4 separate regions of the Mus musculus genome follow, and regions 1, 3 and 4 are each linked to region 2. The links are chromatin loops, found by intact Hi-C in ENCODE. Cell type or tissue: left cerebral cortex. All regions are shown on one strand. Region 1 has its middle 230 kb from the start of Dipk2b. Region 2 holds the start of Gm14636 (predicted gene 14636). Region 3 has its middle 260 kb from the start of Mir221. Region 4 overlaps Gm14636 (predicted gene 14636).

Region 1 (8,000 bases), 550 kb after region 2:
CTGCACTATGCCTGCATAGATTCTGCTATGCTCCCACCTTGATGATAATGGACTGAACCTCTGAACCTATAAGCCAGCCCCAATTAAATGTTGTCCTTTATAATATTTACCTTGGTCATGGGTCTGCTCACAGCAGTAAAACCCTAATTAAGACCTTTTGAACTTGGCACATCACAACTCTCCTGGCAAAAGGATTAATAATCAATTGAGCCTGTGAATTCCCACCTGCCTGTGTCACTCTTATTCCCTGCTTTATCCTAGTCCCAATAGTTCCCTGCCCTGACTGGAAAACACAATCTAGACATAGCCAATGTTTGATACTGCTCTCTTTAGCTTCCTTCTGATTAGAGCTAAATTTCACACAAAGATTGCTTTTAGTACCTGTTAATTGAAGTCATTGAAGAAAGGCCATTTCAAGCAACACCTAACAAAAGAGAGAGAAATGTAAATTGCTCTTGAAAATCTGATTTTGTGTGTAAACTTGGAAGACCTAATGGGCATCAAGAAGAAGGAGACTAATTAATTAAGAAGCACTAAATTTCCATTAAGGATACAAATAAAACATAAGGAACATGCTTAAAATAATACACAAGTTAATTCATAAGGTCACATTGATTAAACCCAGAGGTCAGACTTCAAGAAAAAAATGATTTCCAAAGTTGAGTAAGTGGGATCCTTCTCTCTTGTATTCAGTTTTCGTGTGGCAATAGCCACACTGAGTCAGAAGGTTTGAATGAAGGATATGACCAAGCTGACTAAAGAGGAAGTTGTGGAAAGCTACAGCTCTCTGGTTGAACATTTTCTGGATGAAGTTGTACCTCAGAGATTCTGCAGTAAAAATAGCTAGGTCAAGAAAGGAGAAACCTTAAAAAGCGATGTCCCTGTTTACAGAGAGCAGCGAAAGCTTAAGATTGGTATAATTAACCAGTGTGCACTGGATCTAGAAAATTATCAGCAGAGCTCTGCCATATTTCTCAGTCTTCCAGCTTGTGACACCAATTGTCAGGAAAACAGACCCTTCTTTGGAATTTGAACTTATACTGTCTGACTTTCAACTGAAGAACTTTTAGAAAACCCATGAATATGTTGCAGGATATCTGTGTACTCCTTAACATTGTTATGGAGTTCCTGATCCAGACCATAGGCTCAATACAATTATAATTAAAAGATGTATTGATTACTGCTAGCAGGACAACAATCTCTGAGCAAATCTTGATTTTGTGCTGAAAGGAGGAGTGAGGGAAGGGTTTTCAAAAGTGAAACCATATAAAGACCTTGAGTATCTATCTGTACAAGCAAGCCAAGAGCTATTTTGCTCTGCTACAATTAGGTAGTCAAGGCAACCTGAATGTCTACAGAAGCATTTTACAGAAACCATCACAAATACTTCAAGCAAATCTTCAAGGGAATGGCATTTTTCTGAGAAAATGGTCTAAGAGTTTCAGTTGATTCTCAGAGGAGATGGTGGCCTTCAAAAAATGTGAAGGCCATTAGACTAGCCTTGAAGACACTCTGTGATCTTCCTGCCTTTGTAATTTCAAGAGCAGATGAGTCATGAACCAGACTGGGCAGTCTATATTTACAGTTCCAGCTGCAGAGAGAATTTTTTTTTCCATTTTTATTAGGTATTTAGCTCATTTACATTTCCAATGCTATACCAAAAGTCCCCCATACCCACCCACCCCCACTCCCCTACCCACCCACTCCCCCTTTTTGGCCCTGGCGTTCCCCTGTACTGGGGCATATAAAGTTTGCGTGTCCAATGGGCCTCTCTTTCCAGTGATGGCCGACTAGGCCATCTTTTGATACATATGCAGCTAGAGTCAAGAGCTCCGGGGTACTGGTTAGTTCATAATGTTGTTCCACCTATAGGGTTGCAGATCCCTTTAGCTCCTTGGGTACTTTCTCTAGCTCCTCCATTGGGAGCCCTGTGATCCATCCATTAGCTGACTGTGAGCATCCACTTCTGTGTTTGCTAGGCCCCGGCATAGTCTCACAAGAGACAGCTACATCTGGGTCCTTTCGATAAAATCTTGCTAGTATATGCAATGGTGTCAGCGTTTGGATGCTGATTATGGGGTGGATCCCTGGATATGGCAGTCTCTACATGGTCCATCCTGAGAATTTATTCACTGTCTACAGATCTAAATCCATGGTGGCCACTACTATAGACTCTGTTATTCAGAGTGAATGGACAGTTAAAGAACTGATTTTAGCCTAAGAGGCTTTGACATCTGCACTACTATATGACCTTCCATCTTCTGGAACTCTGTGATCCAGTGCTAATGAATAAAATGGAACAGGTTAATAAATGAAAATAGAAGGAGGGACACTAATAGCAGTGGGAAAGAAGGAACAGAAGTAAAGGAAAGAAATTCTTGATGGGAAGGAAGGTATAAAGGGGGGAGGGTAGAAAGTGACAAGAATAATGAAAAACTGTTAGTGAAAGTAAAGATAAAGGAAAGAGAAGGATCGGAAGAATTCTTAGCTAGAAAGGGAAAAAAGTCAAGATAGGCTTGGGGTATCAGGGTGTGGTGTGCAGTTGATAAAAGGAGATGACAAATAGAATGAAAACATAAAAACGTTTTTTTTTTTTTACGTATTTTCCTCAATCACATTTCCAATGCTATCCCAAAAGTCCCCCACACCCTCCCCCCCCACTCCCCTACCCACCCACTCCCACTTCTTGGCCCTGGCGTTCCCCTGTACTGGGGCATATAAAGTTTGCAAGTCCAATGGGCCTCTCTTTCCAGTGATGGCCGACTAGGCCATCTTTTGATACATATGCAGCTAGAGTCAAGAGCTCCGGGGTACTGGTTAGTTCATAATGTTGTTGCACCTACAGGGTTGCAGATCTCTTTAGCTCCTTGGATACTTTCTCTAGCTCCTCCATTGGGGAACCATCCAATAGTTGACTGTGAGCATCCACTGACGTTCCTAAATGTAAGGAGTTACATACAGAACATCACCCAAAGAAAGTCTATGATACATATGATGTGATATGATAGATTGTGATATTACTTTTTGTGGTTGTTTGAATAGGCTTGGCCTGAGGAGTGGCAATATTTGGAGATGTGGCCTTGTTGAAGTGGGTGTGGCCTTGTTGAAGGAAGTGTGTCACTGTAGGGTGGGCAAAAAGACCCTCCCCATAATCACATGTGAGCTAGTTTTTTCCTAGAAGCCTTCAGATGAAGATGTAGAAGGCACAACTCCTCCTGTACCATGCCTTTCTGGACACTGTCATCCTCCTGCCTTGATGATACAGGACTGAATTTCTGAACCTGTAAGCCAGCCCCAATTAAATGCTGTCCTTATAAGCATTCCCTTGGTCATAGTATCTGTTCACAGCAGCAAACTCCTAACTAAAACACCCATAATGTGGCAAGCAATCTTACATAGCCTGCCAGAGAAATGTGACCCTTTAGGTAGGCATGACTCACCTATCGAAGAGGGAAGGATGACTGAGGATATTGGGAGGAGCTCTACTGTCTGAGAAAAAAAAATGCTCGAAGCACAAAAAGCCTTGGAAGAATTAGACCAAATGATTGCACATCTCAAATTGTTATCCAAGACTCCTAACTTCCTATGTCCACACAGGCTGCTGGAGATCTTCTAGTATAGGGTAACTACTTGGAGGACAGTAAGTGAGATGAAGTCATGGCACAGAACAATCATGTAAACAAGGACATGTCTGCCCACATGCTGGCCCTGATAAGCACATGGCCCCATGGGCCATCATGAAAGGAGGTAACATTTATCTGTTGTTCTGCAGCTCACTTATATTCATGTTTCACATGTTAGTAGTGTACACAACACCTCCACAAATATAATGCCTCATTCTATGTGCATCCCGAACATGTATAAATGGCTACCCTAACAGTGACCCTTCAAAGGACTGGTAGTAAGCACAAGCATGAGGCACTTTCATGTATTTTTTTCTGATTCTTAGGGGACTGGAATAGCTACTAGTTTAGGGAACAAGGAATACCTAGGAAGCAGGCAGAGGCAGGATTCTGTCCTCAGCATAACAGATGCTGAGACCCCAGCTCTCTCCACTACATGATGCTGAGACCCCAGCTCTCTCTACTATATGAAAAGATCTTCCTTCCTCTCCATTATCTTTCTGGGGTACACCTTCCCAGGATCATATTGGCTTATACTTGATTCTTCCTTGTGCTTTAGTTCCTTTCACACAATGAAAAAGAGAACTTGCTAGGGCTCAAAGAACATTACTAAAACTTCAAGCTGTACATCTAAAGTGCAAGATGGGTTTTCAAAGAAGGAAATGCATATTTTATTAGAAAAATCAACAAATTATTTATCAACAGAAAGTTCTTACCTCACTGATTTGATCCTTTAAAACAAAAAGCAGATGAGACCTGAGTCTGAAAACTTCCACATCTTCCCCCACTTTTGCTTTGCCTGGCTCCAGTGAAAGATTTGAAGGGAGGTAATATAGCTTCTTCCCACTTTTTACTTTCCCACAGCCAAACTTCTTTGACCTACACAAATGTCACATGCATCTGGGTAGTTTACAGATTGCTTCAAAACTTTGTGGTTCAAGGGCTCCATCTTGAGGTACATTCTGTTTCTCTCTGTGTCTCCGCAGTTAGAAAGGCATAACTATAGCATAATGAAGAATTTTGCTGCCTAGCACAGTTGACTTATATTTGCTGTGTTTTCTTGTTCATAGTAAAAATTCTGACTACAGAACAGCAATTTTGGCTTGAGTACACATAGTGAATTCCTCTGCATTTGATGGCATTCTCCTAAACAAAAATTTGAAGTCAGTTAACAATAGCATGGTAGCAAATGATACATAGCTTAAGGTATACCCTGAGATATTTCTCCCAGTTTTGGCAAACGGTTTTCAGAAGCCACAGTATTTGGATAGCTGGGTTCCAAAGGAAGATACAAACCTGAAACCACCCACTTAAAGTCCTCTTTGTGACCTTTCATAATAGCCTCCTTCCAATGGGTCAACCAGAATATAGATTAGGACTCAGCCCTTCAACATGTGTGTGGGGCATGCTTTGTGGCAGCACACACCTGGATCAACTAAAAACCCCACTATATCCCAATGGTGCTTAATTACATTGCTCTTTGGACTCTAATATATCTATGTATTTCCTCAAATAAACAACCTGTTATAATTCCTTTCTTCCTGGCTATACTCTGGATTACATAGTTCTGAAGCTCTATTCTCTTACCTTTAGAACTCCACATTCATATATGTTGAAGAGCATCTATAGTAAGCCTAGAAATCTGTGATAAATCTTATTGAACAAAAAGGCACGCCAGAAGCAGTATAAAAATCCTAGATTTATAGAGAGTAAGAACAACCTCAAACATGTAATCAAATGAACATTTCCAAATAATAGAAAGTTTTAACATTAGAGTTTGCTGCAAACTATCAAACTTTAACCAATAAAGTAGAAATGCAGAAAGAAGACTTGAGCAAAAAGAAGGAGAAAGTGGCATTTGGAAATTATATTTCTAGAAATATCAAATTCTTAAACTGATGACTTCAAGCTGAGGGGTAATTTTCAGCTCTGCCCTATAAAGCAAGACCCAGGCAGAAGTGAAAATACCATCAACTAAACAGCAATTCTCAGCACACCACAGGGAACTCTGTTCCCACAAAGAAAAATACAAGAGTAATAGCCTGTCCCCTAGAACAGTGGGGAAGCCATTCAGAAAAAACGAGAATAAAATACAGCCTGGGAGTCAGCCCAATCTTTGAAAGCCAGGGAAAAAGGCAGATGGATAATTTTAAAAAAGAGAATTCTTACACTTAAATCAAGAAATCATCTCATTTGCATTTTGATTTTGAAATAATATTTTAAAATATTCATTTATTGGGACCAAAGTGATGTGTAATTTTAACAATTCCATTTAAAGAACTAGCGTGTAACTCAGTGTTAAAGTCCTTGTATAGTATGTACAAGGCCTTGGGCTCCATCTCCAGCATGATACAAAGATAGATGAAAGATGATAGATATATAGGTAGATAGATAGATAGATAGATAGATAGATAGTCTAAACTTTTGTTTTGCTTATAAAGAAATTCCTTGAAAAGAAAATTGAACATTTAAAAAGCTCACAGTATTTAAAGATATGAAAAATATTGGTAACCTGTTGGTAAATTTAAGCAAATAGAGCATGGTGATCTATTTAGGAGTGACTTTTAGAAGCAGGAATGAGGAAAGGTGTTATGGTAAATCTCCAACCCAAATAAGCCCGGGCAATGAAAACACAATCCAAATAATATGAATGCATGCTGTGTGCCGAGATTGGGCAGATCTACCGCTACACTACCATCTTCCCTATATAAGAGACCCCTTAGAACTTGTGGTTTCTCCAGGCCAAGTGCTTTTGCTCCCTTTTCCTTCTTCCTCCTCCTCCATCGTCCTCTCTCTCTTTCTCTCCCAAAACCTTCAGCTCCATCTTCCCCTCTTTCTCTGCCCAATCACTGACTCTAGCCTTTATTTATAAATTGAGGTGGGAAGGTTTACAGGAAATCACCTGAGTGCTGACTTATTCCTTGTTTGCAACCCCTCACAGGAGAATAGAATTAACATCAAGTACAATTAGCCCCAGGGCTATTCACAACAGAAAGGGAGCAAGCAAGACAATGAAAGAGGAAGAGTGGTCCCTATAATGGCTGCCTCTTGGAAGGCAGTTTCCAGTGGGAACTTATCCTCCACACTGGGAACTGCAGAACAGAGATATTTCAAGTCAGATAGAATTCATGAACAGTTTCTTCATAATTTTCAGTCCTCAAAATCCCAACTTCATAACCTCAGTTTCAACATAACTGCTCTTAGTCTTCATTGTCTTGCTTTTTCATTCTGCCTGTTGTTGAAGCAGTAGATCCAAGAGATGCAACCTCTGTTGTATAAAGCTACATGCTTCAGGGTTGCAATGGCTGATTTTCTTTGACTTGATTAGGAAAACACCAAGAGGGCATTAGTTAGGCATATCTTTGGCGATGTCTATTAGGACATTTCTAGAGATGATTAACAGATCCCAGAAAACCCATCATGAATGTGGGTTGCACCATTCCTTGGGCTGGAGTCTTGGATGTAATGAAAAGGAGGGAAGAAGAAGACTATATGGGCAAAAGCCACTGCTTGCCTGCTCTAGATAAAAGCAATTGCCTACATCCATTGCTGTCACATCCCTGTCACTGTGTCTTCCCCACCATGATGAGCTATCAAAGCAAGGTGTATGCATGAAAGAAAAGTCAGCAGATGTAGCCCAAAGTGCTCTTCCTAATCAAACTCTAAGATGCCCTCCCCCCAAAAAACCTTGAGCTTCCAAGACTAAAACTTTAATTGAGAAATAAGTTTTCTTCACATTGAATACAAATACATGCAGCTTTTGTGTTTGCTATTGGAAACAGGTCTTGGGATTATAACAGCTTAAGTTTGCAAAAGAATATTTCAAATTTTTAGAATTCTCTAACCACATGAAATGCAAAGAAGTTTTTGCACAGAATCTAGCAAATCACAAGTATTCCACAGTAATTACTGCCTGCTGGATCATTAAGAAATTTTGTTCTCCGTGTACTTATTAAATTTTTCATCTCTCAAATTGACATTCTTAAGTATGAAGTAACCAAACATTTAATATTTCATTTCTGGCATGATGACCTTAGAAGCATGTATTAAATACACCTACCATTGAAATAGAGAAAAGATTTAATTAAAAGATTTAATTTGAAATTTTTATAAGGATATTGAAATGGAAAATAAATTAAAATAAATTTAATGTAAAAAAATCACTTTGTCTTAAATAGCATTGCCATGGTAAGCAGTACTATATTAATCATAACATAATTAAAAGTAACCAAAAGTAAAGGTGAACACTGTAACAGAAAATTGTTGCTTTGTTAAAGCAACTTTTCAAATGATTTTTTGAGATTATAATATAGTTACATCATTTCTCCATCCATTTTTCTGTCTCCAAATCTTCCCATATATTCTCTCCTCGCTCTC
Region 2 (8,000 bases):
TTAGTGGGAATCTTAGTTTTTCTTGGCTTTAAAAACAATCCGTGCTTTGCCAGATCTAAACATACAATTAACCTGGAAGAAAAGAATTACTTTTCCTATATAATGGCATTTAGTAATCTCCATGAAACAGATATTTTATAACTAAAGAGGAAATCTCTGGGGTTGCTAATTTCAAAATTCTGAGCCTGTTTAAGAATACTTCAAATATATACTTTAAATCAAGCCAATTAATACAATTACAGTGGGTTTAAATAACACATATACATTGGTTCTGTTTCTGTAAAACATAGTTGTTCTGTTATTTATATTTTGGTTTTTTTTTTAAATGAGAAACGTGGCATATGTAATACATATAAGAAATGCAACTTTAAAATAAAAAGAGAGAGCCTGTTGTCTTCTGCCATCGCACGCACACATGTATACACACACACACACACACACACACACAGAGAGAGAGAGAGAGAGAGAGAGAGTGAGAGAGAGCGAGCGCAGGATCCCCAAATCAATTAGTATGGAAATCGTTAGATTTCCTCTGAACATTACTGGGGTTATGGGGCTATAAGGACGGCAGCATATCCAGGTAGTTAATGTAACAGAAACATGAAGCAGGCTGCAACTTGTATCTTTCCCCGGGCAGTTGGCAGGGTTATTTCTTTGCCTCTTCTCACAGGCTCATTCTACTCCTCTTTACTTGATTCCCAACCCCCCAATCCCCACCCCTCAATCCCGCTGCACGACCTACTCGGGCCCAGCTTCCCACAAAGCATGAGGCAGTAACCCAACTGGTGGTGGAAGGTGCCTGGCTGGGAGTGAAGAGCCTGCGGAAGAACAGGGCAGAGCATGCAGTGCCCAAGGCCTAGGAGTCTGGATGAGTACTGGAGGGTTAGGAGGGCAGGAGTCCGGGCTATCCCAGGGCCGCCCGGAGTCTTCCTGGACCTGGAACCCCGGAACTGCACCGCCAGGCTCAGGCTAGGCAGCTCAGAGCCAGTCCCCGCAGCGATGGGCGGGCGGGCGGGCGGGGGCGGAGCGCAGAACAGTGCTGCGCGGGTGGCGGGAAAGGGGCGGGGATGAAGGCTCGGGTTGGGCGAGTGCGGACCCAGTAACAGAACCTGTGTGCAAGAGCTAGGTGAAGGACCTCTAGCACTAGGGAGCTCTGTCCACTTCTCTGAGGAAGTGAGGCCACGTGTGGGGTACCGCAACCAATTCATCATTGCCTTCTCCAGCTGCTGGAGACAGGGCACCGGAGGGTGCACTCCAGGTTCAGGTAGGTCCACCACCCGCCCCCCGCCCCCCAGCAACAGTGGCGCACTACCCGCTTCTGGGGTTGCCGCGGCCTGGGAAGCAGGGCTGCTATGGCCAACCCGGACGAGAGCTGGCCAGGTCCCATTGCCAGAGGAGTGTTCTGGGCGCCGTAGGGTGCAGGCTTGGAAGGTCGCTCAGGCTAGGTGGAGGAGAGGTGCGGGAGGACTACCTCCTGTAGGATTCGCTCCTTCTGGTCTTTGGGGTTGTCCTCACTTCGTCTCCTTCGGAAGGACGTGAACACCCATGCGGCTTCTGGAGACTGCGACCCACTAGCGATCTGGGTGGTAGTTGCCTGTCTTTCCAATCTTCCTGATTCCCATCCAACAGCCACGAGGACGCTCCTGCTCCTGGCAGGCTTGAACCAGAGGGACTGTGTGAGGAGAAACTAGTGGCAAGGTTGGCCAGGGCGTGCGGGGAAAGCTAGAGTTGCTAGAGTATTGTGTGCCAGCGCCAAGCCACACCCGGGGGCTCCCTCCTGCTGTCCGAGCTAGGGTGGGGGCTGGGATTTGGGGTGTGCAGAACTTCCCTCAGAGGGCTGGCCGCGCACACAAGCCTTGGGAGCTCGTGCACTTTTGCACGAGGGCTTCTTGGAGGCATGTGGGAGCAGTATTGGTCCTTGGCAGGTACTCAAAAAGGTCTTTGAGATGGCTCAGCGCACGTCCGGGATTGGGAAGTAAAGGGAGAAGGTTTTGGTCGTGTGTGTGTGTGTGTGTGTGTGTGTGTGTGTGTGTGTGTGTGTGTGTGTGTGTGCAGGTACAGGTCCTAGAAAGGAGGAGGCGAGTGTCCCAAGGAGACTTGAGTTTCCAGGATTTGCGTAGCTTCTATAAACAAAACAAGCTTTCAGGCTTTAAAGTAAATTATGGGTAAGTGGGGTGCGTCTCTGGTGTAGGTAAAAAAGCATGGGCTTGGCGAAGTAGCAAGCCAGGCTGGTTTGGTTGGGGTCTTTTGCTGTCTACAAGCGGTGGGCACGGGAAGTGCTTCTAGTTTCTTTGGCTTAAGGCCACTTGTCTTGGGAAGACTGTGGTGATCAGATGAAGCCCAGCTCTGCAACGCAGCTGTTGGGCAAGGTGCTCCCTCTTATTTTCAATTAACTCCAGGATTCCAAGGTTTGTCTTTATCTTTCTCTCCGACTCAAATCCTTCTTTTATCTTATGGTTGCTTGGATTTTGGTGATTGCTTATGAGAAGGGGATTTTAATCAATAGGATGTAGAGAAGATCTTTTAGGATTTGTAGTCAAATAAGGGCCAGAGCACTATGATGAAGACAACCCACCAAACATCGATTTAGATAGAACGAAGCTCTGTTCAGACTGGAATTATAGTTTTTAAATAGGCATCTTATGACCTTTTGATGTAATAACCCTAGCTTGGGTCCGTTATCTCTTTTTATCTGGTTAATTTATGGAATTCTTTATCCCCAGATTATCATACAGGGCAAGCTGTTTTGTAATTTTAAAAGGTAGGTCTTGAAATGGCTGTTAAGTTATGCTGGCATGTGCTCTCTCTCTCTCTCTCTCTCTCTCCCCCTCCCCTTCTTCTTCTTCTCCTCCCTTGATCTCTCCCTTTCAACCCCATCTCCCTACTCTCCCTCTTTTTTTTTTTTTTTTTTTTTTTTTTTGATTTTCGGTTTATTCCTAGGCTAGCTTGGAACCCGATAGCCCAGGATGGTCTCAAATATTTGGTCATTTCCCTTCTCAACCTTCCTGAATGCTCTCTCTCTCTCTCTCTCTCTCTCTCTCTCTCTCTCTCTCTCAATGAACTGGGGAGAAGGCCATTTGGTTGATGACCTGGGACATAGGAACATTTCAGTTTCTAAGCAACTTCTTTATTAAACCGTTGTGGGAGGAGATGACTTAGGTATGTTGCTTTGAGAGAAAGAACACTTGGCTCTTTTGGAGCAAATATTTTTTCACTTTCCCTTCCATTTTCTCTATTAGATGCCCAGGAAAGATGCATTGCTGATGAATAATACAGGATTTATTTCTTGTTTATGTCTACAGGTGGCAGTGTTGAAGCCGAAAGCTTCTAAAGAAGTGGTTTCAGAAAAATTAAGAGTTGAATGTATATGAGTAAGCAAACGTAGGAATCCAAAAAACCACAGGTATGTAGGACAATTCATCTATCTGGCTTTATAATTATTTCATTTCAATAGTGCTAACCCATTTTCTTTTATGCTAAATATTTTGATATTTCTATAGACTTTTTTGAAGTGAAACATATTTCAAGGTTCTCTCAGAGGAGAATGTAAGACTAATTATCTATTTCAGATAGTGCATTTAAATAAAAATATGCAGCATGCCAGATCATTCCAGTTTACTATTCTAAAAGAGGTGTTGTTTTTCCATTGTATCCAAATGGTGTATTTTAAAGAGTGATCTGATCATTTCTTTTTAAAACGTTTATCTGCCAGCTGCTCCACACTTTTTTTTAATTACATTTCTGACTTGTCATGTTGAGCCAATATTAGAACTACTGCTGTTAATTCTATATCACATTGATCAGAATATGGCTACGTCACAAAGCTTCTTTGTACTTCACACTCTCTACCTCTGCCTCCCTAGTGCTGACATTATATGTGTGTACCTCTCCTGGTTTATGCTGGGGCTTTGTGCGTGCTAGGCAAGCACTCCACCACTTAGCTTGGCCCACGCAGTTTTTTTTCACACTAGCCTCTCTGTGTTTAGAACCTTCTCATTGCTTTGCAATTATTATCTGGCTGCTTTTTCAGCCCAGCAATTCACCCCTTTGACTAAAATACAGGCATGTTATATGCAATGCAAAGGCAATCAAGTTTGCAAAATTGTAAGAGCAGAAGGATTTGTCTCTGATTATTATTACAGTGTAAGATTTTGCATATGAATCTCTTTAATATCCACATCATTACTAATGGAAGGAGCCAGGGGAGATGGAGAAGACATTACCTTTTTTTTTTTTTCTTTCTTTTCTTTTCCGAAGTAAAAGCTGTTGTTACATGTGCTAACTGACTGCTTACAGTTAGGCAATAAAATATCCCTTTATAAAAAGAATGAACGTTTCTCTTCTTACATAGGTAGATAGCGGGGAGAAAGTATAGGTATGAGAAGGATGCCATACATTTATCAAATACTGGAGTGTGAGAACACTGTAACCTGACTGCAGAATTCAAGATATTCCAAAGAGACAATGTGTGTCTCAATCTGATTGTGAGACTATTGAAAGAATGGACCCTGAAGAAATGGACATTTCCCTGAGAAGAAGAAAAAGCCATCAGCCAGAGGGGGAGATTATCTCTGCAAAAGAGATTTCACACAGTTATAGCAACTTGTCAGAACACCTTTCAGTCCAGATCATGATGGGTCATTGGTAGGTGCGACCATACCTTGATCAAGACTGCTTAGATAGGTAAATCCTTGGACCTATATTTAAACTTTGATTTTGCATTAGGACCTTGACTGGCTTGGGAGATAGTGAGTCTCCTTGTCCTTGTTCCCATTGTGGCTACATTAGATACATTTGCCCTTTTTGCTTCCCACATTTAATTTGGCTCTTTTAACTGGCTTTTTGAGGGTAGGTAGCAGGACCTAACTTGACATAGTTATGAACCACTCCAAAGTTTGATAACACTTTATAATATATAGACTCTTTTTGTCTCTGTCTGTCTCTGTCTCTGTCTCTGTCTCTCTGTCTCTGTCTGTCTGTCTCTCTCTCTCACACACACACACACACACACACAAACACACACATATTTTCTGGGCGTGGGGTGCTGCTAGGAATGGAACTCAGGGCCTTGAATACATACCAGGTAAATGCTCTAACCCTGACCATCTCCAGTCTTATATTGTGATTTTTGACATTATGCTTTTCTAGTTGGGGGAAGGTGGCCATGAGCTAATGGGAATCTAAAATAAAATTCTGTGATGTTTTTGAAAATTAAAAAGGCCATGACTGTCATAGTGGCGTATGATTTTAATCCTAACTCTCAGGAAGCAGTAGCAGGTGAAATCTGTGGTATGCACTGAAACCCTGTCTCAAAACAAAACAAAACTAAACTAAACAAAACTAAACTAAACAAAGCACCAGGGCAGGGCGTGGTAGCACACCCTTTACTTCCAGCACTTGGGAGTCAAAGGCAGGCTTGGTCTATAGAGCAAGTTCCAGGACAGGTACGGCTACCAGGGAAGCCTTGTCTCAACCCCCCCCCCAAAAAAAAACCCCAAAAACTGAAAAAGGAAACATTGTTAAATCGGACATTTCCCCAGTGGAAAGCAAACACAAAGTATACATTCCAAGTATAGACTAGATCAAAGAAAACCAGGTAATTCTAAAAAGACCCACTAGGTAAAGAGTGCTTTTAGGAAAGGGAACAGGAAACAGGTATATTAGGAAACTGGGAAGTCCTAGTAGAATAGGGTCCAAACCTAAAGAAGGTTTAAAAAAAAAATTAAGGTTACACTTTGTTGGCTTTTGAATCAGAGACTCCTGATTGAAAGGCCTGAGATGTTTTACAAATAATTTACCTTTGAGAAATAGCAAACATGTAGTAAAAGGACAAAGTGAAGTAATCCAAAGTATACTGCTCATTTAATGTTTCCTGTTTCTATTCAGCCTGGGACAGATCAAGCCTAGTACCTTTCCAGCACTTAAGAAGAGTTCATGCCCAATCGATTCACTATTCATCTTGATTCCATCATGAAGGTAAACTAAATTGCCATTAAACAATAATAAAACTCAATCTACTGCTTTGATCTGCTTTTAAGATCTATATCAATAATATCATACAATAGGAACTCTCTGGTGTATGTCTTGTTTCACAGGCAATTAGTTGATCCCTTGAATAAATTGAGTAATAATTTACTTGTTTTTTGTTACATCTTTGGGTAGTATCCAGGATTTGGCTAAAATGAATGAAACATCTTTGAACGTTCTTGCTTGTTTCCTTTGGTGCACATTTCTACTCAGTTCTCCCGACATAAACATAGGATAGAATGTAATACTCAGAGATTGATCTTCAGTAGATGTTGCCAAAAGTTTTCCAAAGTAGTAATACCAACTAAAATTCTACTAGTGCCATGTAAAAATTCTGGTTCCTCTCTACATTTTAAGTGATACTTTTTTTTTTAGACATGCTCTCTCTGTATTCTTTATTGCTAAGGCTGGTCTATAATGCTTGAGCTATTTCCAAGCAGGAAGCTGTAGTCACACATAATTTTTATTTGATTTTTACTTATGTTTGATGAGAGCACAGTTATATTTTTGTAGGTTTAAAAATACATACTTTAAAATTCTGGTTAAAAATATATATACATGCAAATTATTATTTAACCTATTTTCTTGTATATAGTTACTAACATTCGGTTTGTTCACATTGTTACATATGTATTTCTACTATTCACAAGAAAACCAAAGCTCTGATAAAATAAAATACCTTATACCCCCTTGCTAATATAGTAACCAACATGCTAGTTTCTATGAATTTACCACTGTAGGCACTTCGTGAGTAGAATCTTAAAGTGATCTGGGTTATTGTCATCTTATTTCAGTTAGAATGCTGCTTCAAAGTCTGCCCACATTGGAACTTTTATATTCTGTGTGTGTATGTAAAATAATACCCATTTACTTGTCCACAGACTCTTGACTAGTGCCATCTTTTGGCTGATGTGAATAATGCTGCCATACACATAAAGGTACAGATATTCTCCTTAAGACTCTATTTTCAATACACACACATACATGCACACATACGCACACAGAGAGACAGAGACAGAGAGACAAGGTAGAGTGTCTGGAAGAATTTATTTTTATTTTTTTAAGGAACTGCTATACGGTTTGTGCTGTGCTTTAGACCCATTTTACACTACTGACAGTAGCATGAAGGTTCTGATTTCTCTACAGCCTGACCAAAACTTGTTCATTTCTGTCCCGCAACCCTCTACTGAGTAGTACCCATTCTGATTACTGTGAGGTGATCCTTGTGAGTTTAAAATCCATTCTTGTTGAGTGGTCATGCTGAATGGTAAAGATACCATTGACATTTTTATATCCTTTTTGAGTGCTGTCCAAATCTTTTGCTCCTTTTTTTTTTGTTGTTGTTTTGTTTTGTTTTTAAGGCAGTCGCACAGGCTGGCCCTGCACTTGGTATATAGCTCAGGTTGGCCTCCAACTGTCCAACTGGTGATTTTCTTGCCCTAGGCTCTCAAGTGCTAAAATTGATGTCATGAAGCACCATGTCCAACTATTTACTCACTTTTGAAACCCCTTATTTTATTGTTAGAAATATATTAGTTTTCATGTGAGTCCTTTGTCAGTGTATATGTATTAGTATTTCTGGGTTTGGTTGTAGTCACCTGCAATCCTATCACTCAGGAGATGTTGATTGGAATATTGTTAGTTCAAGTACAGCCTGAGCCACTAGTGAGACCCTGTTTTAGACATAAAACAAAACCAAAACCAACCCACCCTTTTTCTTCCAACCTGTGGTTTGTCTTTTTATTCTTAACATGTCTTTTGATATTTTTAATAAAGTTCACTTACTTTTTTTCTTTTTTTCTTTTATGGTTATTGCCTTTTTGTTCTACCTAGAAAATCTTTGCCTACTTCAGAGTTCTTTTTATTTTAAAATTTTATTTCTTGAAACAAAGACTGGTGGTATAGTCCTGAGCTGGCTTCTAACTTCAGCCAATTCTTCTGCCTTAGTTTCCTGAATGCCAGGTTTACCAGCA
Region 3 (8,000 bases), 350 kb after region 2:
ACATGGATTATCACATAACTAAAATTCCAAAATAATAAAGAAGAAAGTAACTTAGAAAGGAAGAATGTAATAACTGCTTGAACATCAAATACTTGCTAAAACACCAGATGTTTACTAATTAAGTATGAATGGATCAAAACTTTTACATGGTTAATTTCTTTTTAATACACAAGGGTTTGATAATTAAAGGACAAAATCTTTGCAAAAATCTCAGTATTTGCAAAGTGCTTTATAGTAATAGGATTCTCTAACACATCGATCCTACTCAGTATTAACTCAATCCTTTAGAATGGGCTGTACTCCCTGTCTTACCTCCTTCAAATATGTAAAGAAGTTACCAAAGCCTCCATGGAAGAAAATAAGTATATTTGATTAAGTGCCTGAAACCCTAATTCTAGAAATTTTTCAATAATGTCTATTGCTAAAATTATTACTCACTTTCTATGTAAAAAGTAAGAAATTTAAATACATGGTTCATTGATTTTTTCCTAACAGCCTTTGGAAATGTGCTATGACTACCTCTGCCTTAAAAATGCAGAAATTGGGCCCTATGGAGAGTAGATAAAATTATAACATACCATGTTCTTAGTCACTAGAGCCCCTACTTCCAAAACTGGTATTTATCTTTGAGGAAGAAGTCTGTGCCAGAATTAATGCAGAAGGCCCACTGCAAACTGAGCCCAATTTCCATCTATCTGCAAACCATGGGGTTAGGATTATGGCTTCTCTTCCCACCACCATTATTCATTCCCTGAACCCTCTTTCACTCACTGCCTCCCATTCTCTAAGTCAAGTCAATAAATGAGCTTATCAAATTATTTAAAATATTGTTCTCTTGAATCATATACACAATTTACAGCAATTCAACATGGCTGGAGTGGCTTTACCAGATTTTGGAAGTTGTACATAGTTGTAGTTATGGTTACTGACACACACACACACACACACACACACAAAATCATGGAATCTAGTATTAGTTTTTCTAGCAATGGTTTTTGCCTTTCATCAAAAATAGCTAAAGTTTAATGTATTCTACACTTTTCAATACCTCAGATATATGACCTTTTAAGTAAAGAAATACATACTTTAAATTATAAATGCTGAGAATATTTCAAATATCTAGGATTTCAGATGAAGGCAGAGGGGTTTTACTTATCATTTGAAATATAGTTCTTAGCATCTTGTAATTATTTTAATTCCTAGACCTTTAAAAGCTGACTTGGTACAGTGAATTCTTCCTGTGCTAAAAAATTGAGATATGTGAGTTTAGTCTACTTATAACTGAACAGAATATGGTTGCATGGGTGGTAGGAGAAGATACAAGACTCCTGGGTCGGTAATTAATTTCAGGAAGGATCAGAGAGTAGGTTGCAAGCACATCAGAGAATGTTTCCTGGGGAGGAGCTCTCATAAGGTGCTGGGGAGATGGCCAGGTAGCATCTGCACATTTAGGAAAATATAGATCTTTTAAAAGTGAAAAACAAACATTTCTAGCCTTTTCTCAGGCGCAAAACACTGCATTACACAGCTATTCTTGAAAATGTAACCTGGAACAGAAAAACAGTCTTATTTTGCTTACAAGATACACAGAAACAGAGAGACCTGTGGAAGTGCTCAATGTCTGAAATATGATTCAGACAGGTAAACGGGATTTAACTGAACTCTACTGGGAAATTTGCTGCACTAGTGCTATAGTGAAATGGCTGCCATGAATTGGTAAGAAAACCCAGGATGAAAACATTCAATTGTGAATTGTTTCATTCAACATTAATACCTACATGAGAGAGAGAGAGAGAGAGAGAGAGAGAGAGAGAGAGATCCTCTTTAGCCTGCTATTTCCTCCCTTCCCCTCATATTTAGATTATCTGCTATTGTTTTTTTTTAAAGTCCCCAAAGCCTAGTGACTAAAAACAATATATTAAGGATCAATTATTCTGTGGGTTGAATGGGCACAGCCAGGTGGTCCTTCGTTTCTCCCAGGTGGTTAGACTCTGATGGCAGCTGGAGTCATTAGGAGACTCAACTGAGTGAGACATCCAAAATGGATTCTTTAGCCACATCTGTCTCATCTGCCAAGATCTGAGAAACAGCTAAATGTTTTTCAGGCATTTCCCTCTTCATCTAGCTTCTTCATGTGGCTTCCACAAAGGACAGTAGTTTAGGGGTAGTCCGACTTTTTACAGGACAACTGGCTTCCTTCAGAGCAAGTAGTCAAAGAGAGTCAGGTATAAACTGCAAGGCTTTTCTTTACCACCAGAACAAGGGACTTCACCCAAGGGGAAACACCAGGAGATTTAGAACATGTGAGGTTAGGAGCACCCCTGGTGACTATCACATGAAGGAAAGTTAGAATCTAGCTAAAAGTCAAATGTGCATTTGTCCACCAGGCTAGGACTCTATTTTTAAACAAATATAATTACCTAAAACACAACCTAGTGTTTTGGTTAAGCATAGCAGAGCCAAAGTTTCTTTTTATTAAACAAAAGAGAAAAAAAGAGAACTTTGAACTTAAATTATCATCTGTAAACTTGACTCCCATTTATTGGAGGATTTTGATAACAGCCCAGACTTTGTTCTGTTGTTGGCTGGAGGCAGACCTGACACCATTCTCGGGCTGACAAACAAAAACAGGTGAGTGCATCTGACATGACTCACCTTGCTAGCAGTGATTACCACCCAGATCTGGTCTGGCAAAGCAGACCACCCTCCCTTTCAAATGCACCCAGGCTCACGCACAACCTGAAGCATATCCTTGATCCTTTCAGATATGATGGACTGAACACACATCCAAACTCGTTCCAGTGAGAGACATTTTGTTTGAGTCTTTGGCAAAATGTTGGCTGGCAAAGTCATCTGGCTGGCACATTCCTCCAGCATCAAGTTATGGCACTGCCACCTCTTCTCAGTAGAGTTTTGAAATTTCATTTTGCACACCCTGTACAATGTGAGTCACTCGGCTTGCAGAGGAGGAGGAGGAGGAGGCGGCCATCTGCTAGTCATGAGTAGATGACAAATACCCTGCCCTTCGAATTTCCATCCTCATTTCACAATATTTAAGTAAACACATTTTGTAACCACTTTTTTTTCAGAGTTCCATAGGGTTTGACATGATTTTTTGAAAACACTGTATGAAGCTACCTTTTCTCCTTTCCTTCAAACAACTGTATCTATTGATTACTGAAATGATACTGTGAAGTTTTAAACAGTCAGAGCAAAAGGAATACACATCTGAATCGCATAATTAAGCCCCGTGCCATTTCAGAACAACTGTAAGAGACCTCTCCACCATGCACAGCTCCATGGTGACCCCTGCTGTCTGCCTGCAAAAATCCCCAACTATTACCACCCATTAGAAAGAAAAGGAGGGAGGAGGAGGAGGAGGAGGAGGAGGAGGAGGAGGAGGAGGAGGAGGAGGACAAGGAAAGGACGAGGAGGACGAGGAGGACAAGGAGGACAAGGAGGAGGAGAAGCAGGAAAAGAAAAGAAAAGAAAAGAAAAGAAAAGAAAAGAAAAGAAAAGAAAAGAAAAGAAAAGAAAGGAAAAGAAAAGAAAGGAAAAGAAAAGAAAAGAAGGAAGGGAAAAAAAAGAGTGTCCAAAAGAGAAAAGCAGGTGTAAAGGTGTGGACCCAAACACTGGGCCTGAAGCTGCTTCAAGTTTGGCTGCATACCTCCTAAAACCCAAAAGAAGTGCAGAATCTGTGGTAAGAAAGACTACAGCTTTTTAAGTCAGAGAATGTCTTGCTATTAAAATTTAAAAACACTTCCTATGGAGTTTTGGTAGCATATCCCAGGTGGTACAAGGACTGACATATCCCATGTGGTACAAGGACTGGCATATCCTTAAAATTTGCACAGCCACAAAATAAGGCTGTTTTTTAAACTTTGATGAGGGAAAAGGGCGGGTGCCATTGAGAAAATGAAATACATTTCTGCTGACAAGTAGAGAAAGTGAGAAATGGACCTACTGGCAGAAAGGCCATGATGTTCTCAGCTCATCAAAACAGTGGAAAAGGAATAAAATAAAATAAAGCCACTGAACAATCACAAAAGTAACAAGACATCATCCTTCTCTAACATCGAGTGATCATTGTTTCTTTATGTATGACTGTAACAAGGTCTTTACCCATGAAGACTGTTGTGTTACCCACCAGAGGTTCTCAACCTTTCTAATACTGCAACCCTTTAGTACAGGTCTGCCTGTTTGTTGGCCCTTAACCATAAAATTAATTTCATTGCTATTTTATACTGTAATTTTGCCACTGTACTGAATTGTAACATAATATCTATGTTTTCTGACGGTATTAGGAGACCCAGGTCAATGGATCATTCAACATTTCCGAGGGAATTGTAACTCACAGGTCAAGAGCCACTGCCCAACACCAAGTTCCCTCTGATTTTTGAGAATTTGGGATGTAGAATTATTTCTTTTCTCCAATACCTTCTGGGGAATCACTTGCAGCAAAGCTAGTCCCCTGAGAAACACCTGCTTGCTCTTTCCAGTGTTAGCTTTCTTTTGCTAGAACTAGCTTGCAAATTTAACTTCTAAAAATCCTATGTCTGTGGTAGGTGAGCTTTCTTAGAAAAAAAATACCGTCCAGCAAAGGTGATTCTAAAGAGGCTTCTGAGAGTATGGACTGGGCAGTATTTCTATTCTCTCTCTTGTGTAGAGCAGTATGCTTTGTCAAGGGGAACACCTATGCTTCCCTTAGATTATCATACCTTAATATTCTTCTGTTGGTCAGGCTTTCAATACAAACTCACTTGTAGTTTGTTTAGGAGTGTACTCTCTTATGGAAGTTTCCAGATGTTAGCCAGTATTTTGACCCTGACTGAGTGCAGTTGCATGTCCTTGATCAACAATAATATTTTTTTTCTAACACAGTCGATGTCATGATTTCTTGGCCTCATAACTGTCTTATTCTTTTTACTTTCTCTGGGGACCTTTGTTAGCATCAAACCTAACAAAGAGAGAAATCACATCCCTTTATTTTCTAGCAGCCCATGACAAACCTGGAGCCATTTCTCAAACACAGACAACATAAGAATGCTTAGAGTTGATGCTGGCCACCACACCCTCCCTCATGGAAACCTGCAGGATCAGTCAGGCTGAGACTTTATTTTCTTTATAGCCTTTCCAGTACCTAACTTGCTTCTGCTGCTTCCATCCTCGTCTTCTCTGTGAGCACTTACAAGAGAACACACAAAATACTCTTGTCAGCCTCTTCCTGTGTAGGACTCAGCCTACAACTCACACTGCACTCTTTCCATATCCCTACAAATAGGAACTCACATCCTTATTGTTCAGGTGAAGCAATGTTCGGGGGTTATAAGTGTGGCCTGTGGTCTCATAGTTGCTATATAGTAAGGTAGACCTGGATGAACTTGAAGTCTTCATTCAACCTTTCTTTTTACTATGCATTGATACTCTCCCTCAGGGCTTCATGTCTGGCCTTATCTTCCTTCTTGAGTATACAATATTCTGATGACAAGAAATAAAGGCCCAGATGTCATGTGCCAAACACCTGATACATAACTGATGGTCTATACTGGACCTAAGTCACATATTTCCTCTCTGAAAAACATCAGGGCTCATTGCCACCTCTTCCTCCTTGACTTCAGGACAGATCAACTCTGCTGTTTGTGATATGTCATTATCCTCTTCCTGCACCCAGGTCACCACCTTTAACACTGTTCATTCGTGAAGCAACATCAAAATCAAGGGCCCTGAGAAGGCACGACTTCTGTTTATTTAATCACACAGAATAATCACTGCTCAGCTCCTAGGTGGTGCTTTCTATATGTCATACTAGCAAAGTTGGGTCACTCCTGGGAATACCTGTATACAATATTAGTTTCATTGTGAAGATCTCTTTTAAAACCAGAATTTATTTGAAGAAGCAAGACTACATACTACTATAAAACCACCCACTGCTAAAGTCAGAATTGTCTTTTATCTATCAAAGGAAATTCGCTATGATGGGAAGGAGAAAAGGTCTATTGCATCTGTTTCTCACATTCCACCGCCACAAACATTCAGGAAGGCTAGTCACTGGGACAGAATGAGGAGTGGGAAGGCAAGCAGATTCATAGTATCTAAGGATCAGAAGTAATGTTAACCACAGCTAAGACCCATACTGATGCAGCTGTACAGAACTGTTCAAGAACCAATATGGGCTAGTGGAGCCTCTTTTCAATTGTCTGCTCCCTCTTTCAAGCTCTCTGTTCCAAGTTTCCCTTTCTGACAAGAGTCTAGTCTGGGGGATCATAAAAGAAATAAAATACAATACACAGACATGACCCACTAGGACAGAACAGAATGAAAACCACAAATTATAATTGGTACATTTTACTTCCCCAAACCGTAAACATAATCACCACACTGTACCACTTTTCCAGGATCTTTTTCAAATGTGCATATAACTGTTTATGCAAAAATCACAAATCAAATAATTCAAGATAGTATACTTTGAGAGGTATCAGAATGTTTACCAGTGCCCATGATTTTTAATCTCCATCTATCAGATTAAGGATTTGTTTCTAAAAACACCCCATTAGCATAAGAAGAGCCACAAAAGAACCTAGACTCACTGATACTTCAGAGTTCCAGGAAGATTCATTTATCAAGCATCAAACACAAAGCCAGATGTAAAACAAACAAACAAACAAACAAAAAACCCACCAGCACAAGTTTTAATGTAATTTGGGAGACAAAAGGAGTTAGTATTTAGTGGAAGACCACACCCAAAAACTGGGGAGGCCATACCTGGAGGGCAGAGACAACACTAACAATACCAATACCAGACTTGCACTTCAACTCTAGACAGCAGCTGTTTAAGAAAGTGTCGAATGACTACAAAGATAAAACAATCTGGAATCACGTACTAGAGGACCACAGGTTCATCACTATACCCAAGGAGTCTTTCCCCTTTAGGAGTCCTTGGGTGGAGATTCAGGCCTGACTTGCAGGCAGAGCTCTCTGTACAGCATAATGTACAGGCCACTTCAACTAGGCAACTTCAAACCCATCAGCCCACTACAGCTCTTCTGTTTATTTCTGAAGGTAAGGGGCCATGCTCTGTCTTTAAACCAAATTCACTGCCTACAAAGGTGAGATCCATGGATTTATGCTTGATGGTGATGTAAGAAATCATATTCATAGATAAAATCCTGTGTTTTTGTTAACTTTATTATTCTCTGAAAATCCCAAATAGGAAATTATCTGGTTTTCAACTGTAGGAGGAAAGCATTGCTGGGCCTTTGAAGCATAAAATGTGAGATGAAGAGGACAATGGATGGGAGGGAGAGGCACCAGCTGAATTCCCCATCACTTCCTGAAGAAGCATGTGGAAAGTATGAATCTGCTCACATGCATAGCAAATGATTAAAGAATGTAGGTTGACATTGCTCAATTAGAGAGCCTAAGACATGTGTGTGAGGAGATGGTGGAAAAAATGCTGGAAAGAACACTGGTATGTTGGTCAGAAAAATCTCCTATGAGTGGCCATGTAGACTAACAGTGATTGCATCTTTGTAGCCTCAGTTCCTACATCATTAACAATGAGATAATAGCTACATCATCAGTCTGGGGATGTAGTTCAGTTACAAAACACTTCTCTGTTGTACTCAATATCTGGGGTCCCATCTCCAGCACTGACAAAAACAAACAAACAAACAAACAACCCACAGCTACACCAAGTTCAGAATTAAATGGTATATCTCACCTATAGATTGAAACCTAGTGGCTCTTCAATAAATAAATGCAAATCAGTGTCACCAGGAAATCCCTGTATATAAGTGACTAATGCACTAAATAAAAAAAAAATCTGAAGAATAAAAATTTAGTTGAATTGCAACAAATAGTAAAATGAGCAACAAATATTTACTGGACAACTACTGTCTTCCAGGTGATTTGTTAAGTGCTGCAAAGTATCCTTATTTAATATTATTAACAACCAATAATGTAGATAATTATTATCGTGATGTTATATTTTTAAAAACTAA
Region 4 (8,000 bases), 70 kb after region 2:
CATATGGTTCTGAAACACTACTGAGGCTTAAAATATAATCTTGGAGCTTTCTTGTTTACCTGACTGAATGCTTTGAAACCTATTAGAACATGCATTCTGATCCTTAAATGCATGAGCTAGAAAAGAAACAAAAAAAAAAAAAAGGAGCTTGTCAAATCAACTACAACCACCAGTCTAATAAAACTGAGTCACATCCAAATGGGCTGTACTTACACTACCCTCCCATTCTGGGGAAAATTTGGCCAGGGGAGGTAGTGTGAGTCATCACCTGGTTTGTTTGACATATGCTTCCTTCCATAAATTGGGAATGGCAAGAAGCACAGTGCTCTGGGCTTGCCTTGGAGAAAGAGTTATCACAGCTTTGCCTGAGAAAAATTGGGTGTCTGGTTTGGAAAGAAGAGATTGAGCCTGTGTTTTGACTTTAGATGTCGGTAAAGGGGGAGAATAAATAGATCCAAACAAGGAACATTTGTAAGTACCATTTTCAGAGAATTAAGAAATGATAAGGGTGTTTGTGTGTGTGTGTGTGTGTGTGTGTGTGTGTGTGTGTGTGTGTGTGTGTGTGTTTTCTGAGGCATAAGTGTTATTTAAGAAAAATTGAGGGCTGGAGAGATGGCTCAGCCATTAAGACTAGGCTTACAACCAAAAAAAGAAAAATTGGGGGTGTTAAAATAAATTGGCAGCTACTTCATGAAGTGGGCTTGTTTACGTAGCAAAAGTGTTCTTTATATGAACAAATGAAAATAGATGGGGACATGATTTGTAGTTAGCATAAAGATTTGTCCCAAGGATGGTTAAATTTGCTTAATTTGTATAGTTGTCTTTAAAAGAAATGTGTTTGACTTAGGAATTGTCTCTTGGGGCCCTTTGCTGGGAGGGAAGAGAAGCTTATACACCTCTCCCATCGGCAAGCCTCTGTGGAGCTGTACAGAACGGAGCTTAGGATGGGCAATTGCCGGGGAGACCGTCAGAAGCGGGATGAGCAGTTCATTTATAGTTGAACTGAGTTTCTAAACTCAGCCTCTGCTTTGGCATTATTTTTTAATACATGCCAGACATTCTTCTGATTCCCATCTTGGCTGGGTTTCAGCTCCTTCTTTGTCTGGGTGAGGCTAGGGTGTTACTTGTTTTAAAGCTTGAGTTGTCGCAGCCGGGGTATTTTCTGTTTCGGCTTATGACCACCACCCCCCTTTTCCTGAATGAGTGTCCTTTGTATAACCCCAGTAATTCAGAAATTCTACAGGCATAGGGACTGCCCTGTCATGTGACTTAGGTACTAGGTGTTGGTTGTGATTGGTCAGCAGCTAATTGTCAGTTCCCTATAAAAAAAAGTCCCGTGTTAGGCGACTGTCCACTCTCCACTCTCCCGCTGGCTACTGCTCATCAGGAGCAAGATGGGGGTGGGGACTGTCCAATGATTCCTCTGTGTGATAGATGACCAAGTGGCTGCAGTCGTGGGGGTCTACACAGCAGTGCAAGATTGTTTGTAGCTGATTTGATCAAACTCTGGCTTCCTGAACTGGTAACTGTTACTTTAATGCAGCTTACTGATTAAACTGAGAAAAATGTAGCTGAAAATGTGTGCCAAGAACTTGTGTGGACTTATTCCCTGTCCCCTTTTTCCCTTTTGTCTGATTCATTTTGTCACAGGAATGAAATGCAGATAACTCGTTAGCAAACTTTTGTGGGAAAAAAGTGCCTTGTGCGATCAGAACAAAGCCGTTTTATAATCAGATTTACCAAGCTGAGAAGAGGGAGTTTCAGCAAATGGAAGCTTCAGCTTTCTGTCACCAGGAAACACTGCGTTATCCAGAATCGGTAAGTGAAAAGTGGCATTGTCCCTAATAGATATCATATGGTGTGTGGGAGAATTGCAAAATATATATATATATATAGGATTTTAAAAGCAGGCAGCCCCACCATATAACATAAAAGCTGAGACGTTACCAGGTAATTAACAAAATGAGATGTGAGTTACTAGTTTAGCCAAACATATGTAATAGAACTAGATCTTACTTTTTGAACATGGTTTCCTTTTCAGTGGGGCAAAGCATGAAATCCAAATGGGCTGTTTGCTTGAGTTGCTACACTAACTTTCCATGGATAGAGATTTGCATTCAGTCTGAGTAGCGAGTCGAAATGTGAAGAAATACTTTCAGAATTAGTCGGTTCCTTTGCTTCCCCATTGTGTCAGATTTTATCTAGATCTTTACAAAATGAAAGTAGAAGCAGTGTACCAAAAAAATCTGATTGTGAATGGCAGATTATGGTGGTCATAGAATTTGTTTTGTATTCATGTCATGATTTTAAGATTGTTCTGTTTGATTACAGTTCTGTTCTTGTTTTGATAAAGCAAAAGGGTGCTGATTTCCATACAGTTCATAACTTTTTTAAGATGGTAATGAGCAACTAACTCTTAATGGTGTGCTACCCGTGTGTCTGCCTGTCTTTCTTTCTCTGAAACCTGAAATTCAGTTTTCTTGTTTTGAATCTGAGCTGCTCCTATTCCAGAAAAAGACAGTAAAGCTGTGACTATCTGTGTTCCAAAAGACACCGAGATAGCAGTTTTATATTAGTGTGAATGTTTGACTTCTCTGAAATATGATTGCATAAAGGTTGTGCCCAGCAAGCATATTAGGATAGTAGGTGGCTGCTTGATTTTTGTCTGTTTCTTTTTGGTCAGTAGAACTAATCATGTGATATATACTTACAAAGAGTTAGATGGAAATATTTTAAGTGTCAGTAATTATATAGGTATTCTGGGCAATCTCCATTTATGAGTATAAACATGCAATTATGACATGAACAGAATTAGGCTTTGAGTTATAAAGGATGTAATATTATTTATTTTGCTTTAAGTAGCCCCAACTAAATTAAAAGTTAAATGTACATTCTTGACTTCTGGCTCCCACTCTGTTCCTTTTGGAATCATAAAATTTCCAGCTTAAAAAAGGAACACCATAGCAGGATAACAAAGCTGCAGGTTTCTGTTAGTTGAGTGGGCTGCAGATGGGAAGAGAAAGATGAGTATGTTGGAATCTGTAAATTGTGCCCCCTTAACGCACACGCTTTAAGGGTTTGAAGATCATTTTTCTTAGGCTAATAGCTCCCAAGACTTCAGTTTCAATGAAAAGACAAGCATGGCTGTGACATGCAGATCTAGCTGCAAATTTGGGCGAATGTCACATGTCATTTGGCTTAATTAAGGTGTGCCCTCCTGACACACATAAATTTATAGGTTTGAGAAGGAGACAGAAAAATTTTGAGAAAGCATGATAGTAATTTTAGCTGATTTTTATCCTGCTGTTAGTGTATCTTCAGTAACTAATAATTATTTTCACCTCTGTATTTCATCTAAATGCTTGGATAAAAAACACGGTAATTTAATATTGAGCTAAATACATGCAGGATAGGAAAAAGACTATATAAAAATTTCAGATGTTCTTCAACATTTAGAAGCCACTGCCTTGAGTGATTAAAAATAGGATATAATATAAATTGAAATAGTAAATGCTAAAAAGTGAGTCCCAGAAAAACTTCATCTTTAAAATTTAGTTTGTCATTCTTTGTTCTGAGTTTCTTATTTTTAAATGTACATCTAAAAGCATTGCTATGAATTATCTCCCAGAGTTACTAAAGGCATTGCTATTTTGGCATGTTTGGTCTTTGTGGATTTTCAAAACAACAAAGTGAAAGGAAGCCATTTGAGAGACATATCTCAATCATTTCTACCCAGTATTTGATAAGTGTACTGTACACCTTCAAAATTTGATGTGTGTGTGTGTGTGTGTGTGTGTGTGTGTGTGTGTGTGTGTGTAGGTGTGTGTCTAAGCTTACTTTGAAGGTGGGTCTTAAATCAACAACAGCTATTTGTTAGAACCCAGATAAGACTTGGAATGTAGTTCTCTGGCAACCGAGTAGTTAGGCATTGAAATGTAGCTTTAAGGATTCAGTTCATAAATGGCATTCAGATCTCCTGCTACAGTGTCATTGAGTAGAAGGATAACAAGAATGGGTAAACCATGAAGAATTATAATGATCTCCATTTTTCAGGTCTTCTTGACTTGCTTTTGTATACAGGATCACCATGGAAGTGGGAAGCATAGGCCTTGAAGGAAGCCATACTTTAGTACAAAATTAGTATGTGAAAAATTGGGAGAGATAAGTACCAACATATGGAGTAATGAGTAAACGTCAGCTCAGCTTCCACAAGGCTCTGCACACCGTTTATCCGGGGCTGACCAGCCATGAGAAGAACATCTTGAACCAATTATTGTAGGCTCTTGAAGAGCTGCAAATATTTCCTTCAAATGCAATGTGGAGAGAATTCCTTTGGTAGTAGCAGAATGGCTTACCAGTTTGCTATAGCATTTATTTCTATCCCCGCTCCCCCTAAGAACAACTACAGAGGCTTCGGTGTTCTTATGAGACACATGCTTTCCAAACAACTGTTCATTTGCCATTTCCTAGTTTTGTCTTCTTTTTCCTATGGAATAAATAGGAGTGTATTAAGCAGTCATAAGCCCTAAGCATTTTATCTTACATTCAAAAATTACTTTTAACATTCTTTAAAAAGAGACTAAGAGGTGTTTATGGAATGAATTGGCAGGCTGATAACCTAGGAAACACCGTATCAGAGCAAGAAAATGTTTAGACTAATATGTACCATAGATTAAGTATGCACGCTTGCATTTTCCATGCCTGAAGGTATTTTCTATTTCACAATGGTTTTAGCAATTTATTTTGTCACTTGTACCTTGAGAATTAGTGAAAAAAAGATTTCAGTTGAAGTTATTCCTTACTTCATAAGTAGAAACCTGGCAATTCTTCTAAAGTCCAAATGATTCTGAAAAGTTAGAAAAATGTTCATGTCACAAAATGATGGAAAGTTCTGACCTGAGCTTAAATGAGTCCACTTGCAGTCTTTATTTAGCTCACTAAGCCTATACATTTTATCAGAGAAATATTCATGTACTTGATTCTGGAATACAGCACCAACTCTCCCTAGAGTTATGTATGTATGTATGTATGTATGTATGTATGTATGTATATATGTATGTATGTATATTAAATAATCACCCTCCTTATAAACATTTATAATAGCATGAGTGTTGGAGTGCCAGATAAGGCTTTTTGACTCTTGAATTAACATTCATTGAACTCATGATATGTGTTAGATATTTTTCTAAATATATCCCTGACATCTATTTCAGTGCCAACCAATTCCTGATAGTTACCCAGGACATAGGTCTTAATATATAATGCTTTACATGTACTAACTGTAAACCCAGTATGATTGTTACTTCTTTTTACTGTAGAGAAAGCAGTACACAGAGAAGTGAAACTAATTGCCCAAAATGACATAGGAAGGAAATAATGGAGCCAGGATTTGCAAGCACTGAAACTAGGCTGAGTCAAAGGGGTGTGTCAACTGCTTTCTGCATTCCTGCTTACCCTATGCCTAGTGTCATGCGAAGGTGATAGTGATATCACCACTCTGGTCATTAACAGGGTCCATTCCTCCTCTGTGTGAAATGTTTGTTCACAGGTTTGTGGTGGAATGGACTATGGGAGTTTCAGGGATCCAAGCTCCTTCTTGATGAGTCAACCTGGCTTTATTAATTGAGAAAAATTAAGACAAAAGAAATAACATTTTGTTTTCAACTCCAAAGTAATTTTTGTATACAATTACAAAAAGTCCTTTCATATTTATTTTCTGGAACTTTATACCCAGACAGGTCTATGCTGTTAAGGGAGAAAGGGACACCTTAGAGGGAGTGACACTTTGACACAGGAGTCATGCTGGGCACAGTAAGTGCCTTTGGGAAACCAGGCAGCCCAGGAAATTGAACTGCATTATTGAATCTAGAAAAGGAGACTTCTAACCATGCTTCTCAAAAAAAGAAAAGAAAAGATGTATAAGATGGCTCTCTTGTCCCTATGTTTCTAATCATTAAAAATAAGTTCTTTCTAAACTTCCCAGTTTATGTCCCTGATCCTCCTTCCCTGCTTAGTGATTCAGCAGTTACTTCCTGTTGGCATGTTGTGCAGTTTATGTCCTTGCTTGCCATTTTAGTCAACCACTTCTGTTATTGTTGGCCTTGAACACACTTAAAGATTTCTGGATCTATATTTTGATCTCTGTCTTCAACTTAATTTCCTTATGTTCATTTCAAAATGCTATTGACAAGAAAAAATGTTGGTGACTATTTTTTTTTTTACTGTTACATACTTTTTTTTTTTGTAGTAATAGTTTTGAAAACTTATTTCTCCTAAACAAACTGTTTAGGTTACATGGTCGAAATTTGGAGGATAGGTGTTTTTATTCAGATGAAAAGACCTAACCAGTTTTGAATGTAGTTACTGTATATATCATTTATTCCATTTATTTTCTTGATATCAGGAAGAATAAGAGTTAAAGAGGGTATGCAAAGTAATTCCATTTTGTTAACTACTTTCAAAGATGAGTAGCTGAATTAGAACATATATTTCATCTAAAATGTCTTATACTTATCTAGTAAACTACCCTGATTTTTTTGAAAAAAAAAAAAGATCAATATAAAACAATTGCTATACAGACTATATATTTAAAATGTCAGTAATTTAATCTTAGCATCTGCTAGCTCAGCTTCTTAGGGTTCTAAGCTGTAACTTCTTCTCTTACTTACTCCCCATTTACTATACATTTATTATACACTCTAAAGTATTTAGGCAAATTTAAGATATAAAGCATAGTACACGTGCTGTTAACTGTAAACTATGTTATGTAAATACACTCCTACTGCTCATTTCCTTTAGTTTTTCTGAAGGAACACATTTGATGCATACAAAAGTTGAATTTGATAGCTTTGTAAGTCAGCATAAGAGTCAAAACATTTGCTTTTCTTGGCTATTGTAAATAGCTATTCTAAGTAGCACCTATTTTGTTTAAAATCACTTTAAAATATTAATCTAAATATAGTGATAACTCTATATGTAAAATGTAGCTCTTCTGAGGTACAGGGTGGAAATGTCTCTAATGAAGGCCAGGCTAAGGTTTCATTTTAAAGCATATCCCCTTATTTCCATGAAAAAAAAAATTGATTTCCTGAAGTAACTATGTGTTCTTCTCGAGACTTTGACCTTGCTTTTAATGTTATTGAGATTTTTCTGCTTTCAACATTTTTAAAAATGGATAAAATATTTTTTTAAAAAAGATAATCCATTGGTACCCCCCACAACACACACACACACAAAACACTAGAGTTCTTAACTAAGAAAATGGGTAGCCATGCTTTGCTGCTTGCATTCATAGTTCTGAATACCTGCATACAAAATCATCTCCAAATCTGAACTATTTATTTTGTAAGAGGCCCAGGCTTGTGGAACAAGTGTGCTTGTGTTTTCAGTTTACTTTGCCCCTTGGTAGTCGAATGAGTCTGTTAGTTTCTCTAAATCACAGAGCCTGGATAGTGAGTTATGTCACCTTATACTTGGACCTGCATAAAAAGTACATTAGGGAACCTGGAGTAATGGTTCTCTAGTCACTTGTATTCTGCAAACACTTTCAGCTTAGTTCCAGGTCTATGTGTTTGTGGTAAAATGTATATGACTGTTGGCATAGCAGATTAACTAAAATAACAAAAAAGAAAAAAGAAAAAAATTGACTACCATTCATTGTACATTTAGTGTGTTTTGGGTAGCTGCTATTGTAGGTAGTCAAATGACATTGATCTGTGGGATCCTCATATCAAGCTGTTGGTACTATTGTTTTGTGTCTATTTCATAGATAAGAGTCCTAAAGCACAGAGAAACAGAGGGACTTACTTTGGGCCACTTGTCTGTTGTAGAAACAAAATCTGAATCCAAATAGGCTGTTGGCAGAACAGATGGGAGTAATTTGGGTCCAAAGGCAGAGTAAAAGTTGGCTGAAGCCAAAAGTTTCAGTAGTGATCATCTCAATTCTGTTGTAGAAAGTGTAACATCTTACAGACCCGGGCATGTCAATACTTAAATACACA

What was found. Hi-C counts contacts between places; a loop is a spot of excess contacts. Peaks named below come from ENCODE experiments on the same cell type or tissue, not always from the same donor. Only the 100,000 strongest peaks of a DNase experiment are listed, where the experiment ranks them.
Region 1: it touches region 2 in a loop (4-fold over the local background); 3 of 42 quality-filtered maps call a loop at or near these places.
Region 3: it touches region 2 in a loop (8-fold over the local background); 3 of 42 quality-filtered maps call a loop at or near these places.
Region 4: it touches region 2 in a loop (2.6-fold over the local background); 2 of 42 quality-filtered maps call a loop at or near these places.

The regions. Positions count from the first base shown.
Region 1 is chrX:18,683,982-18,691,981 of GRCm38, reverse strand. No RefSeq gene overlaps it. Among named protein-coding and RNA genes, the nearest start is that of Dipk2b, 230 kb to the right of the region's middle. In left cerebral cortex, a CTCF peak has its summit at 4,576 (motif pointing left); a DNase peak (open chromatin) is centred at 4,558.
Region 2 is chrX:19,230,955-19,238,954 of GRCm38, reverse strand. It overlaps Gm14636 (predicted gene 14636), which reads left to right and starts at 1,105. Exons shown (of 5, transcript NR_168020.1): 1 at 1,105-1,264; 2 at 3,303-3,403; 3 at 5,887-5,976. Gm41892 (a long non-coding RNA gene) reads right to left here and starts at 2,109. Exons shown (of 2, transcript XR_878080.2): 1 at 1,472-2,109. In left cerebral cortex, CTCF peaks have their summits at 3,311 and 6,929 (motif pointing left); DNase peaks (open chromatin) are centred at 3,926, 4,566, 5,202, 6,928 and 5 more places; H3K4me3 peaks cover 4,113 bases; H3K27ac peaks cover 1,880 bases.
Region 3 is chrX:18,877,575-18,885,574 of GRCm38, reverse strand. No RefSeq gene overlaps it. Among named protein-coding and RNA genes, the nearest start is that of Mir221, 260 kb to the left of the region's middle. In left cerebral cortex, a CTCF peak has its summit at 3,308 (motif pointing left); DNase peaks (open chromatin) are centred at 2,933 and 3,259.
Region 4 is chrX:19,160,593-19,168,592 of GRCm38, reverse strand. Gm14636 (predicted gene 14636) reads left to right here. Exons shown (of 5, transcript NR_168020.1): 4 at 1,651-1,818. Among named protein-coding and RNA genes, the nearest start is that of Mir222, 18 kb to the right of the region's middle. In left cerebral cortex, no CTCF peak of the experiment used is centred here; DNase peaks (open chromatin) are centred at 1,758, 3,025, 4,095, 7,949 and 3 more places; H3K4me3 peaks cover 2,503 bases; H3K27ac peaks cover 2,699 bases.